Linked DNA regions of Homo sapiens: region 1 is linked to region 2. Evidence: chromatin loops called from intact Hi-C (ENCODE). Cell type or tissue: GM12878. All regions are shown on one strand. Links, peaks and the distances in the headings refer to the core of each region. The heading gives the core; the rest is flanking DNA.

Region 1 (2,500 bases), core at 1-2,500, 410 kb after region 2:
CTGAGTTTAAAGAATTTATGCCTTTTCCTGAGAAGTATGCTTAGATTTATAAACATTTTAAATATTTAAGCACAATGTAAAAAAAGAAATCTCACAGCAATCACAGAACAAGACACCTACAGATGATCTGTATTAAGATATTTCAAATAATACATTCTCAAATTTCATTCCATTTCTATTATGTTGATTCGCCTCTTCAGGTGCTGAAATATTCTGGATGATGGAGTCCACACTCTGGCTATAGAAGCAGACATTCATACATTAATTCTAGCATCCATTAAAATAAGTTTTCACTGCCTGCCACTTCCAATTACCCCCTTTCTGAGTCAAATCAACTTGCACTACTAGAGCTTCATTCCTTGGTTGAAATGAAGCTCAGGTTTAACACATGTTAAATTGTAAATGCAGCTTCCAGAAAGGGGAACATTTGAAGCCACTGTCAGTTACCAGTGCCACAGTGTGAAAGGGCTGACTGCACTCTTTCTGGAGAGAAAATGTGGTAAAATATGGAGGAAAATCCTGAAGAAGAAAAGGGACAAGATGCAAAAAGAGGGGCAAAGAACACAATTAACTACAGCAATAAACTGAGGGTCCTGCCAACTTTACAGAGTTTACCTCATTCAATTCCCTTATAAAAAACTTATCTATGTGTCCCTAATTTTTCTTTTTTATTGCTTGGGCCCCTAATTCTATAGAATCTAATTCATTAAGCTTGAAATATGGCCCAGAAGTCTACATTTTAAGCAAATATCTCAGGTATTGATATAAGAATTATAAAGACTACACATTAATAGACAAATAGATTTTGAAAAAGAACCTATTGTTTTTGGAATCAGGTATGCCTTATCTCACAACTCCATAATACTACAATTTCCTTCTATAAAATTTTACCTCTTTAGGAATTTAATTTACTACTGAGGGTGTGAATTGTCACCTAGGCCCTGGAAAGCAACTTTATTATTTTATGAAAAGCCAGATCACTTTCACTGTAGCCTACAAAAATTATGGACTTTACAATTTTCTTTCTCTTTCTTAATGAAATGCTCAAATCTCTATTTAAAACCCAATTGTAGTAACTTTGCACCCAATTGCATTTGCAGGTAACAACTACTGCCTTGAGGCATTGAGAGTTGAGCTGCATTCTGACAGTTGAGGGGAATGAGCTTCCTGGGCAGAGTTTCAGGAGCATTGCTAAGTTGCTAACTTTTCTGTTTAGAACATGCAATGCTCTTGTGAAAAAAAAAAATCTGACGTTTTAAAATTGAAGAGCTGAGAGTTTCCAGAGCTGAGTTCAATCAAGTCTTAAGTAATGCAGAAAATTTGAAAACCATAAATGCTGCAAAGACAAGGGTGAGCACACACTTACATGGAGCCAGAATGAAAGACTGTATAGTGAGGTGGAAATAAAATGGTTGTGTATTGGTACACCACAATCTTGAGGTCAGTTTTTCTCAAGATTTTACAAGGGTAAAAAAAAAAGGGCTTTACTGAATGTGGGGTGAGTAGGAGGGGTTTAAAGGAAAGGTATAAAAATGTCATGGGATTTAAAACAAACAGATCTTTATGTGACTTCATAGACCCTATCATGGAGCTTCAGAACAAAAAACATGCAGAGACACAGAGGCTTGTCCACAAATGACAGAATTAAGAGACCTCTCAATCTTCCCTGTACATATACTTATTTCTCTTTTAATCTTTTTCAGTAGAGAAAACATGAGCTTTGGAATCACACAGTACTGGGTTCAAGTTCTAGCATTTGCATGTACCAGCTTGAGTGACCATGGGTAAGTCACTTCAACTTTTTGAGCCTGAGTTTCTACATCTGTAAAATGAAGATCATAATATCTACTGTTGGGACTACTGTTAATGTGTAACACACTGAGTATAACTCCTTAGATATATCAGATATTCAGTGAATGGAATCCATCACTCTCAGCAGCACTACCATCACATCCTTATAATGACAGCAGTATCATTATAAGAATTTATTTAGAATGATGAAAAGTATATGAAGTCAACTTGTGCCCTCCTTGGCACATAAGGCAAGAGAAAGACTCAGGGTGGGGAATTAAGGGTGAAAAGAGAGTCTGCAGGTGATTTGTATAGATAATTCATTTATTACATGTAGAGATGTACTCTGACATGGTTGATGCATTGAGACAACATCCTAGAAGAGGAGATGGGCTTTATTCTGAAGGGGGTGAGTGGATATTCAGGGTACACTTTACAAAAGGAAAAATGTCTCTGCCACTTGGAGGCAGGTCAGGAGCTAAGTAGGGTGACACTGTCCATGGATCTCCATGCTGAAGATGAAATAATAAAGTATACTGAAGAGGTTACGAGCATGAGCTTTGGAGTGGGCAAACTCAGATTCAAATCCAGTCTCTGCTATCTTTTAGCTTTGCAGTTTATAACAAAAGACAAACACTTCTGAGCTGTTTCCTCATCTACTAAATAATGATAGATATTTCATACATCTGGTGTGCAGATCAGATAAAAT
Region 2 (12,134 bases), core at 4,196-6,695:
TGGATCATGAGGTGGTTTCTAATGGTTTAGCACCATCCCCCTAGTGCTCTTCTCATGATAGAGTTCTCAAGAGATATGGTTGTTTTAAAAGTGTGTAGCACCTCCCCCCGCCCCCCTTTCCTCCTGCTCTGGCCATGTAAGACGTGCCTGCTTCCCCTTTGCCCTCCACCATGATTGCAAGTTTCCTGAGGCCTCCCCAGCTATGATTCCTGTATAGCCTGCAGAATCATGAGCCAATTAAATCCCTTTTCTTTATAAATTACCCAGTCTCAGGTATATCTTTATAGCAAAGCAAGAATGAACTAATATGAGGACATTTACATACACTGACACAGCCCACAAAAGAGAATCCCAAAATTGCCAGATAAATTTCTCTTCTGAAGGAGTGATGCTTTCTTGCTAAGAGAGATGCCAAGTCAAACTGTAGAATAAATGGTTGGGAAAGAGAGGGTAATTGAAGTGAGAGGGAAAAGAAGCTGCCTTAATGGGAGCAGAGGAGGAATTTTGATAGGGAGGTTGGTGTCGAACAGCTGCACATTGAGAAAAAAGGATGAAAGAAGAAAGAGAATTTCATTATATACAGTTGTAGTCCCTTTATTTGGGTCCCTTCTCATGCTCTTGAGTGTAGAATGAAATTCCTTTCTCATTATTATTGCATACGGACTGTACTTCTTGAGCATGAAGTCCTTTGAGATTGAATCATTATAGAGATTTTAATAACAATACAACTTTAAAACAAGTGACTGAAAATAGGGAAAACTGCCTGATATGTAGTTGTAGCATGTTATTCAAAATTTAAGCAGAAACTCAAAGGCAATTTGCTGGGGACTAAAGTATAGATTAACTTCCAAACTCTGCTCCAATTCTCCCCTGACTGTGTCTACTCTATGGTCAAATAGGAAGTGCTTCTGGAGGTAGAGTGGCAGAAGCCTTTATATTTTATGACACATGGCCTCTTGGATGAAAGTTGGTCCTTTTGAATTTGGAAATGGGTACAGTAATGGCATATTGATTGCATCTATTTTCCCATCTAGAACTTTATGCCAAAATCGCTTGCAGGGTGAAGAAAATGGAGATATCATGGGACTGTGGAGAGATGAGTATGGCATCAGTTCTGGCCAAGTTGGTTGTGTGACATGGGCCAGCCCCTGATCTCTCTGTGCTTTCCCTCCTGACTCCTGAAAGCAGGGTAATGATATTCTCTTTATGTAGAAAAATGATGATCTGGTTTGGAATCTGCTCTTACCTCAGCAAAAACTGAGCCCCTGGAACGAGTTGAGCAGGCAAACAGGTGATGGGCCAGACACAGAAAACTGATGAGGGCACTGGACTGTGAGTTTGTCTGTGTGACCTTGGGAGAGCCCTGTCCCTCTCTGGGCCTCACTGTGTTGATTGTGAACTAAGGGGACTGGTTGAGACACTCTGAAATCACTCTTCCCTCTGATAATTCTGATCAGCAAAGCTGCAGGTCAGTATGTTTTTGCTGTTTCATAATCCTTAGAAAGCTGAGGTTTAGAATCAAATTAGGATACAAAAATAAGGCAGAGGATGGTATCAAGAAAGGAATAAAATAATTAGACAAGAAAGGCATCCATTCTAGTGTGGAAAATTATAAATTTGGTTAGACAATGTAATTTTACAATTGGTCAGGGGGAAGAAATTTTTAGAAGTCTTTCTGGTGAAAGTATTTCTGAAATGTGAAGAACTATGGAAAAGAAATCATTTTCCTTCTTCCTTACTCTTCATAGCTGGTCTGGAAATTTGATCTTCTTTAATGACAGGCACAGCTCTCCAGGATCTGCCCCCATCTGTCTTTTTCTACTTTATCTCCCTATAATCCTTTCTGGTCTTTCATCATTCTGTCTACTTCAGGCTTTTCCTCACAAAAGCTTTGTACTTTGCTATCTTGCAGCCTCTGCTCAAATTTTTGTCTCCTGATGTGTCTTCTCCCTTTGCCTATCTTTCAAAATCCTATACACCCTTTAATCCCGTCTCAAAGGCCCCTTCTTCCCTTCTTTCGTTCTTCTCTCCCTCTATACCCCCCTTTCCCTGTAAGTAACCTTTCTTTTAATTAAAAAAGTAACACTTGTATATGATGTACGATAAAAGCACAAAAGAGCTGTCAGGTAAATGATAAAACTTTTTCACATCCCCCCAGCTCCCCATCCAGAGCGCCCTTCTGCAAGCAGATGTTTATTACTAGTTTTTGAAGTCTCTTCTGTTACTCATAACACTGACTTCCTGGCCATTAGGCCACACTGGCTAGAGGGAGGGTGTAAATCTAATTGAGGGGTGGACAAAGACATCCTAGTCCGCTGTACACACTCATCATACAAGGTGTTCCTCAGGTCCTTATGCTGAGGAGTGTGCCCCCCAGAACAGTCCTGGGGTTTATGAATCACACAGGCTGCTATGTGAATCCACACTCTAGATCTTCCTACTTGTGTACATTGAACACATTGTTTCATCACTTTGGAGACTCTTGTTTTCTTGTCTATAAAATAGGACAAGAATTATACCTTCTTCAGGGAGTTCTTCCCTTTCACCCCCTTCTGGGTTTCTGCAGGACTCTATGTCTACTTCATTATCACAATGGCTCCGTTGAGGGCAGGGGCCATGTGGGTATGTACAGCTTCGTCTTTGAAGACCCTATTGATTCTAGCTCAGTGCCTATTTAGGTGATTAATAAACACTAAATTAAATTCAAAATTGGATCAATCTGGCTCACAAAAGGCAAAGTGTGATTTTTTTGTGGGGGAAGACATGGTGAGCAACCCAATTCTATCACCGAATTGAGGAGTGGCCTCAAGCAAGTCATTTATACATCTCCTATGCTCAAGTTTCTTATCTGTCAAATGTGGGTGGCCATTTCTACTTTACAGGACTTTTGGGAGGAAAAAATGAGAGCAGCACCTGAACTGCTGCAGGACGCAGAGTTCTGTAGCATTACAAATACCTTTCTTACCATTTTTTGTTCTCCCTTTTGCATAAAATTCTTTTTTGCAGGGACACACCATGTTCCTGTTGCTATTCCTACCCCTTCCTCCATTGAAAGCTTACAATCCTCAAGGGCTAGAGAGAAGATAAGAAACTAAGGTCTGTGCAAATATCATGAGAGTTACTTCTTTTCTAAATTCTGACAGTTTAAAACTGCATTGTTGCAACTTTCTGTCCCACTGTCAAATTGACTTGAGTGAGTCATCTCTATGGTAATTACTAGAGAAAGTCTCACGTGATAATTTATTTAACGATGGGATCCACATAGTTCTGCACATGCTTGTTCTAAAATATAGTCAGCAACTGTGCAGCAGGGCGTCAGTCACTGTGATCCATTTGGTGCCACTCAGCATCTTCTGTGCAAGTTCTAACTGCGATGTTTGATTCACTGGTACCTCATTTGATATTCAAGAAGCTTTCATGTGACTGTCCCTCAGGGCAAAACATATTGCGTACTCTCTGACCTCATCCCATGTCTCCATCTCCAAGAACGTATCCTGAGTTGATCTTAATATTAAAAGCAGAGAGAGCAGCCTTGAAATAGAAGTCAGGGAAGGCTGTCAGGCAGGTTTGGTGGTAAAAGTGGGTGGTGAATGTGGAGAGAAGTTTGGAAGGAGGCAACGGTATGTCCAGGTCAGTGGTTCTCAAACATTTTAGGTTCAGGACACTTTGCACTTATAACAATTACTGAGGACTTCCCGAAAGGTTTTCTTTACATAGATTACATCTCTCCATATTTAGCACATGGGAAATTAGAAAAAAAAGTTAAATTTTTGTAAATTTATTTCAAAATAGCAGTAATAAACTCATTACATATTGACATCAAAGAAATGATATCAATACATGTCAGCCTCTGAAAAACTTCATTTTACCCTCAAGAAAAAAAGGAAAGTGAAAAAGGCAATTAATACTGTAGTATTACTACAAAAACAATTTGAGCCAATGAAAAGGGTCTTAGGGACTTCTGAGAACCATTGGTCTAGGCAAAGACATTGGAGACTAGGGGCTGAAAGTGTTTGTGTGTGTGAGTACATATATACACGAATCTCTCTCTCTCTCTCTCTCTTTCTATAATAATGAATAGCAAATTATTTACTGTGGATTAAATATTATGCTAGTTTGCAGCCATTATTTTATCTAGTCTCCATAATAATAATGAGAGGGGATATGATTATACCCATTTGGTAGATTAAAAAATAAGGTGCAGAGAAGTTAAGAGTCAAAGTGGGACACAATTTATATGACAAATGTCAGAAAAAGATGAGTTAGACTTTTATCTTATCATAACATAGGCTATTGTATCCTGAGATATTATAGAAAAGGGCCAATGCAAACGATTGTATGTGGGGTGGTGGGGGAGGTATTCCGAAGCATGCAGATAGAAAACAAAAAGGCTTGAGGAACACTCTTTTGTGAACAACTGCAGGCTAAAGGTTATTTAGCTTTGGAGTATGACAAGAGTAGCTTCCTGGTTGCATTCTAGAGAGACAGGGAGAGATGCTTTAGTGGATGCTGTCAGGACCTGTCCACATGCCCCTTTTAAGCTGAGGCACTCATGTATTGACAGCTGACTGCTTTCAGTTGAATTTCCCTCTGAGAATTATTCTCAAAGAAGGCTGTTAATACAAGATCACACCTTTGCCCCTGGGGCAACCCCAAAGCCATGACTGATTAGCAGGCATATAACAGTCTAGCTTCCTTGCCTCTTTACAGGGCAACTGTAAAGGCCATTCCAGCTCTAGACCTCCTCATGGAATCTGCTGAAGCCTTTCTTGATTGTGTATAACTGCTCAATGCCTCCCTCTGCCCAGCCCTGTTTCCCTCACTCCTCCACAGGTACTGATCCCAAGAGCACTTCTCAATCAACATCCTGAACTCAAATCTCCCTCTCAGAGTCTGTTTCCCGGAAGAACCAACCTAAGACAAAGACAGATTCCTAAATCTTCTCCCCTTAAGCACAGTTCCCTCCAATTTCTTTTAAATATTAGGTCTCTATGAGGTTAATATTAAGCCTCTTTAAATTTAACAGTGTAATAGTTTCGACTTATACTTCTCCAGCCTTCCAGGGACAGCCTTTTCATTCCATGTTGGACACTTTTGATTTTGAGGGTTCTTTTTTCTACTGAGTTGAAAAAGCCTATCTAGTATTCATGCATTATTTTTAGTTTTCCATGTGTAACTTTACAGATTGGCCCATTCATTCTTCCATGATGCTGTTCACGTTACTATCTGGGTGGGGTCTTTAAATTGAATCAGTGAGGACCTCACCACAGTCTGAAAGCTGAACCAGAAACCATTTTAGGTACTTCGTAGTCCTGAGGTTTTCTGATTCCAGAGAGTTTTTTTTTTTCTGGTAAGTTGTTCATAATGTTCACCCTTTACATGCACCACCTTCCAGGCCAATTTGGATCCCCCAAACCATGGAAAGATGTTAGCACAACAAATTTGCTTCTAATTCTTTTTTCTATTACAGTAAAATGGGGGTAAAGATTTAAGGCCCTTTAGCCCCATGTGTTTCAATTTGACCCCATATGTCTTCTTTCTTGTGATCCAACTTATTTTTGTGCAGTGTCATCTTCCCTGCTGTGTTCTGGAAGTAGGACAATTTTCAGTGTTATTTTTAATCATGTAGCACTCAGGGAGATAATGATATTGATTAAAGTGTGAGTGTAAAGAAGGTGTTTCTTTTTGAGAGGGATATATGGAGGAAGTGTGTTTTGCTTCCAAAGCTCCACTAGGTGGCATTTTATTAAAGCAGTATTGCTACTGTGGTTTTAGAAGTAAGTGCTCACATTATTATTCTTAAAGGGATAGTATTAAGCTCCTCAAAATACGAAAACTCTATATTTTCATGGATGATTATAGTAAGGATTTTAAAACAAAAGCTTGCATATTAAAAAAATAAAATATCCAGATCCATGTCTGCCAAATCCAGCTTATTTTAAAATAATGTTTGAGACAAGATTTCTAACTTGGGCTCTGACGCTAATCTACCACATGACCTGGTGTAAGTCACTTTCTCTCTCTGGACTGATTTCTTCTTCTTTGAATGAAAGACAACAAACAAGTTAATCTCTAAGGTCTTTACTTCGAATACTTAATTTAGTAATTCTATTTCATTCCTTACTGGGTTTAAATTACAAGTTTTCTAATACCATCATCACCAAATTTATAATAAAGACAACATTAGACCATTGGTTTGTTTATAAAAAACTTTGTATAAAACATTGTGGCAATTTTAAAACATGCCAATTTTTGTCATTGAGGAGGTCATGTTAGAAGCATTTCTTTTCATACTGAGTTTCAGAATCTTTTATGTCAAGCCAAACAACTTTATCATCTGACAACCTCTTTTCTATCCTTTCAAGCTGTTGGGGAATTAGTTCCTTTTGAAACCTAGAGAAACTCATCTGAGAGAGCAAGAGAGGTCTTCACAGATAATTATCAGCATTAGCCAGGTGAAGAGGCCCAACTCTTTTGTTCCATTCTGCAAAAGAAACCTCTTTAAAGTTTTCATTTTCCAGAATGCTTTTACTTGAATTATAAAAATCCCACAGAACAGAGGCTTATAATATTTTATGTTATAGAATTTTTTCCCATCTTTCTATTAGCGACAGATAAATAGACTTAAAAAAAAAAAAAAAAAAAAAAGGATAACTCCTTTAGATCCCAAACTCCTCTGGGCCTGTGAATTTGGGCTTAAGGGAGGGCAGTTTAACTCTTTGAGAGCATTGCTGCTCTGCTGTGGATGTTGAATGAGGCTGCACTGAATCTATGGTTTGAAATCTGTTTCTCCTTCATCCCTGCTGCCATATTCACCCCAAATTCACAGAAGACTAGGGCTAGAGCTGCCAAAATCACAAAGGACTTTGCTGGTTGCCTGGCTCCATTTTTTTTTAAAGGGTATTTCATGAAGTAAGCGCCACAGTGGGAAAAAAGGAATGGCTCTTTCATAAAAGAAATTTTAGAAAGACTGTAAAGTAATCCCTGCTCTAATAGCCACGGTGCACATTGGCATTTCAACTCACTGGGAATTCCTATAGCAAGGAAATCTATACACCTAACCCATTGTTTTGCAAATCCATGGATTGCTTTGGAGGGTATAGCTTTAATGTAATAATTTTATTTTAAAGATAACGAAGAAGCAAAGTTTATTCAAGAATAAAATCAAGAATTTAGTCATAATAAAAACATAGGAGAATTGGATTCAGAACCTGAATCTCTTGGTTTTGATCCTATTCTTTTTTCTATACATTCTAATTGCAGATCCAGATCTAGAACATTCTCTAAAATTTTTCAAAATGTAATATGAATTTCATACGCCTTAAAATAAAAATGGACCTAGACGTATTTCTTGATGTTATGTTACTAATGAGCAAAGTAAGACCTAGAAAGGCTAAATGACTGTTTCATGGTCATGTGACTAAATCAAAGCAAAACTCGAGATAAGAGGTAAATTTTTTGGAGTGTCTGTCCATGAATGGTATCCATAAACATGCCATCCATCCATGATAACCCATGCCTTTGAATTAAGAATGAAGAAAATTACATCTAAGTTATTTTATACCTTATGTCCTTATCAGCCATTAATGAGTTCAGTTGAATAGGATTCTTCCTTTTGCCTTAGCAGAAGATTGTGACAATAGAACCGGTAAGTTTTGATGATACCATTGCAACCAGGAAGAGCCAATAAAAATAAGCATTAGATTAGAAATGTCAAATATATAACTTTGAGCATAAACTCACCTCTTTAAAGGTTAGCTTAGACTAGTTAAATGAGAAATTGTATTATTAATAGATTTTTGTATGCAGTTTCAGCTCTAGGTAGCAATGATAAAGAGCACACATATTAAATATAGTGATAATTATAGAAATAAAGACAGTATTTGCTAAGTGTTTATGCAGTACCAGGCACTCTGGTAAGGACTCATCTACTCTTAATACTTACCATAATCCTGTGCTCATTTTATGGAAGATTGAGCTGAAGCTCAGAGAGGTTAAGAGACTTGCAAAAGGTCACACAATAGCAAGTTATAGAATAAGAATTTGAACTTAGGAATTAGTTTCTAGAGCCAATATTCTTAAGCATTTTATAATATTAAAGAAATGTCATAATGAAAATCAAATCTGAAAATGCTATATTAGAAATGTCTTCCTCCACAACGTGGTGATTTTTCAAAGACTAAAAGACAGAAATGCCATTTGACTCAGCAATTCCATTACTGGGTATATACTCAAGGGAATGTAAATTGTTCAACTATAAAGACACATGCACACGTCTGTTCACTGCAGCATTATTCACAATAACAAAGACATGCAATCAACCTAAATGCCCCTCAACGATAAACTGGATAAAGAAAATGTGGTACATATACACCATGTAATACTACACAGTCATAAAAAAGAATGAGATCATGTCCTTTGCAGGGACGTGGATGGAGCTGGAGGCCATTATCTTAGCAAACTAATGCAGGAACAGAAAACCAAATACCACTTGTTCTTATAAGTGGGACGTAAATGATGAGAACACATGGACACATAGAGGGGAATAATATACACAGGGGCCCTCTTGAGACTGGAGGGTGGGAGGAGGAAAAAAATCAGGAAAAATATCTAATGGGTACTAGGCTTAATACCTGGGTGATGAAATAATCTGTACCAGAAACCCCCATGACACAAGTTTACATATGTAACAAATCTGCACGTGTATCCCTGAACTTAAAAAGAACAGTTAATAAAAAAGAAAAAAAAAGAAATGTCTTTTTCTCTTGAATGCTATTTCCTAGGAGGAAGCATGAAGTCTTTATTCTCCACCCACTTAAGTCAGTGATTTCTTTGCTGCTTACCTCTCAGATAAGCTCATGCTACCTTGTATTCTGATGGCTGTTTAAAGAAATGCACAGAAATGCATCTAGTTCAAGTGAACTGGAATTATATGATTTGGAGAAGGAATTGGTTAAGCTTCCATGTTCTGGGAAGAAAGAGTTTGGCAATGCAAACAATGATGTGAGAAAGGTGACCCTTAGGTCTGCATTAAAAAACAAAACAATAACTAGTCTCAAGTAAGTGGGCAGCTTTAATGAATGTGCTCATTTGCGAGATACCTGCGTATCTAAGTGTACTCTGTAATAATCTTTGTTTGCTTTCCCTTATAACTCAGGTTATAGCAGTGGCATTCTTGCCTTTTGGCGAACAAAGCAATCTTGGTTTGAATGACTAATTCCGAAGCTCCAAGATTTTTAGGAGTCCCCAGGACCTTGCATTCTCTTGATGACTTCTGTCCTTATCTCCTGCAGTCAGTTGTGCCATTGGCCCATTCTCCTGTTTTCAGGGAAGTAAAGCTACTCCCATTTTGTGAGCTAGATCACCTTACTGAAGATTTGAGGGGTCAAGGGGAGAGAAAACACGGTATCCTACAATGTTTTCTGCCACTCTTGTCTCTCTCCCCTCCTCTCCTGTTCATTCCTTGCCATTTTCTTTTTTTCCCCTCCCTTTTAGGAGCAAGTTTTCTTCCCTGCTATTAGGAGGTAGATAGTTCTGCCCTTCTCTGAAGGCTCTGTGTAAGCTGACATGCATTCCCCACTGCAGCTCAATGACCCCAAGACAGTGTCTCGGGACATTGTTCAAGAAATATGGTTTGCATATCTTAAGAGGAATTCTGTAGCATTATCACCAGAAATAAATTTTTCTCTACTTGTTATAAATGTATATACTTGAAAATAGCAAAATTATGTCTCTTCTTTCAAATTCTATCCTTCTGACTTCTCACCAATGTAGTCTATCTGTCTTACTGGTAATTTAATAACAATATTTTATGAAGAAAATAGCTCTATTTTCTAAAAACTACCATGCTATTTTTTTGTTGTTTTCCTGCCATCTAATTCCAGGTTATAAAAGTACTATGCCTCTAAGTCATTTGTTATCTCATGACTCCTCACCCCCCACCCTGTACAGGGAAAGTAGAGAGGATGCTGTTTAATTTTCTTTAAAGATGAACAAAATCAAGGCCCAGGGAGGTGAAATGATCAAAGCTCAACATGCCACATAACTGGCACCAACACCTAAGTTATTTCTAGATGTGCTCCACTGCCTTTCTCATATGCATCTCCCCAAACTCAATTTAGGAGACCACCAGTTTCACCAGCATGCACGCACCATGATAAGTTCTGCAGTTCAATTCTGGGGCTGGAAACCACTACAAAGCAACAGAAGAGTGGAAGACGCAGAGACCAAGAACATGCTATCACACTGGCCTTCCAAAGTCTTTGGTCAAGCCATCTGGGATCAGTTCTCCACCTTGCAGAAGGAATGTGCTTTTAAACTTAACTGGATTACTGTTCATGTTTAATGAGCTTCCCTTTGCCCATGGGTTGCATCCAAACTCCTGACACAGCCCTGAGTGATCTATCCTGCTTCTTTTCCATCCTCACTTGAGTTACCTGCCCCTCCTTCACTCTTTTCTAGCCACCTGGCTTTTTCATAATTTTTCAAACGTTCTACAGTACCTTCTTTCTCAGACTCCTCCCACAAGCTCTTCTTCCTGCCTAAAATGTAATCCCTTCACCTCACCTGCTACCTTCCCACCCAGTTCTATGGTTTCTACCTACTTGTCTCCTCCTTTGGAAAGCCTTTCCCCACTGGCCTGTGTTGAGGAGCTTGTCCTCACTTTTTCCCTATTTATTGATGCTATAGCAGTTATCAAAATGGTAATCATTTGTTTTTCTGATTTTTTATATTTTATGATCTCTCACTCCCGCTAGACCTTTATGACCTTTGAGTGCAGTATTTAGAACAGTCCTTGACACATAGTAAGCTTTCAATAAATAATGTTGAATGAATGTTTGAATGAATAAAAGAGTAAGGCAGCTTGGAAGAGTGTTTTCTTCTGCCTGTTCATTTATTTGCCCATTGGACAAATGCTGCTTAGACCTCACCTCCTTCTGTGTGTATTGAGGGGACCCAGGATTTGATCTGACAGGGGTCCTGTCATCCAACATTTGCAACCAAGTGGGAAGCCAGTTTTGGAGCCCAGTGAGTGAGCACAGACATGGTGTTTGCCAAACCTTCTTATCTGAAACCTTCCAGAATCTCCTTAAGGCTGCTCAACACATTCCATACCCAATACACCACGATGACCTTTAAGCTGCCAGGTCAGCTGTATTAAATGAGCATGGCTTCTTGGTTCTGTTGCAGTCCTCCAGATTTCTAGGCTCCCGTTTTGCAATTTCCTGACAAATTGCAAGGGCTCATGGGATTAGTAGCTACATTTAATCTGGTTGTTTATCATGAATTGAGAAGGCCAGAATGCATATTTTCTGCTAGAAGGGAAAACATTTTAAATTATATGTTAGGGTGCTTTTCCCAATTCTTCCCAACCCTCAGAGTCCACACAAGCCCATCTCCTTTCCCTGAACTAGACTGGCCTTTTAAATTTTCTGTATACATTCTCTCTGCCTGTCATTTTGTGACACAATCACTTATATTTGCATATTATCACCTAAATAATATTCCGTTATTATTTAGTTACTTTAGTACACATGTATTTATGTGTACATGTGTGTGAGCATGTATATGTGTGCATGTGTATTTTGCGTTCCTAGGGAGTTTCTTGGGGACAAGAATGTGCACCTCCTTTATAAACCCCACAATGTTTAGCATGGTCCTAGGAATTCACTAAAAGGTCAAGGATGTAGGTCCTAAATAATATGTCATATGTTGGCTTCTCTGGTAGCAGACATTGAGACAAAGTTTGGCTTGTAGGATTTTTGTTAGAGATCAACAAACATGGAGGGAAAGTTGGAGAAGAAAAAGCTAGGCAGATGCAGATTTGAACTGGGATGTGGCCTGACAAAGCCTCAGCCAACCCCACAGAATTGTTCTTCTGTTGGCCAAAATAACCTGGTTGTTTGGATCTTCGGACCCCTGCCTTGATCAGTCATTGTATATGAGGGTCCCTAAGAAGGGCATGCCCTTGGGTGTCTTTCTGCTGCTGAGGCAAAGCCTGAAGAAACTGTCAGCAGAAGCTGCCCACTGTCAACTGGGGCAAAAAGTCCTTTCATGAAGGGAAATCTGGGTGGCACATCTCCTTGTCCACCATACAGCAGATGATACCATCCAATCAAAACCTATCAGATTGA

The links. A loop is a pair of places that touch in the nucleus more often than their neighbours do. Peaks named below come from ENCODE experiments on the same cell type or tissue, not always from the same donor. Only the 100,000 strongest peaks of a DNase experiment are listed, where the experiment ranks them.
Region 1: a loop joins it to region 2, with 2.8 times the contacts of the local background. A loop is called at or near these places in 1 of 110 quality-filtered maps.

The regions. Positions count from the first base shown.
Region 1 is chr5:161,379,397-161,381,896 of GRCh38, forward strand. The region is part of intron 5 of GABRB2 (gamma-aminobutyric acid type A receptor subunit beta2); the gene reads right to left. LOC105377694 (a long non-coding RNA gene) reads left to right here and starts at 1,704. Exons shown (of 4, transcript XR_001742957.2): 1 at 1,704-1,784. In GM12878, for the core only: no CTCF peak of the experiment used is centred there; a DNase peak (open chromatin) is centred at 1,325.
Region 2 is chr5:160,965,242-160,977,375 of GRCh38, forward strand. No RefSeq gene overlaps it. Among named protein-coding and RNA genes, the nearest start is that of LINC02159, 33 kb to the left of the region's middle. In GM12878, for the core only: a CTCF peak has its summit at 5,722 (motif pointing right); no DNase peak of the experiment used is centred there.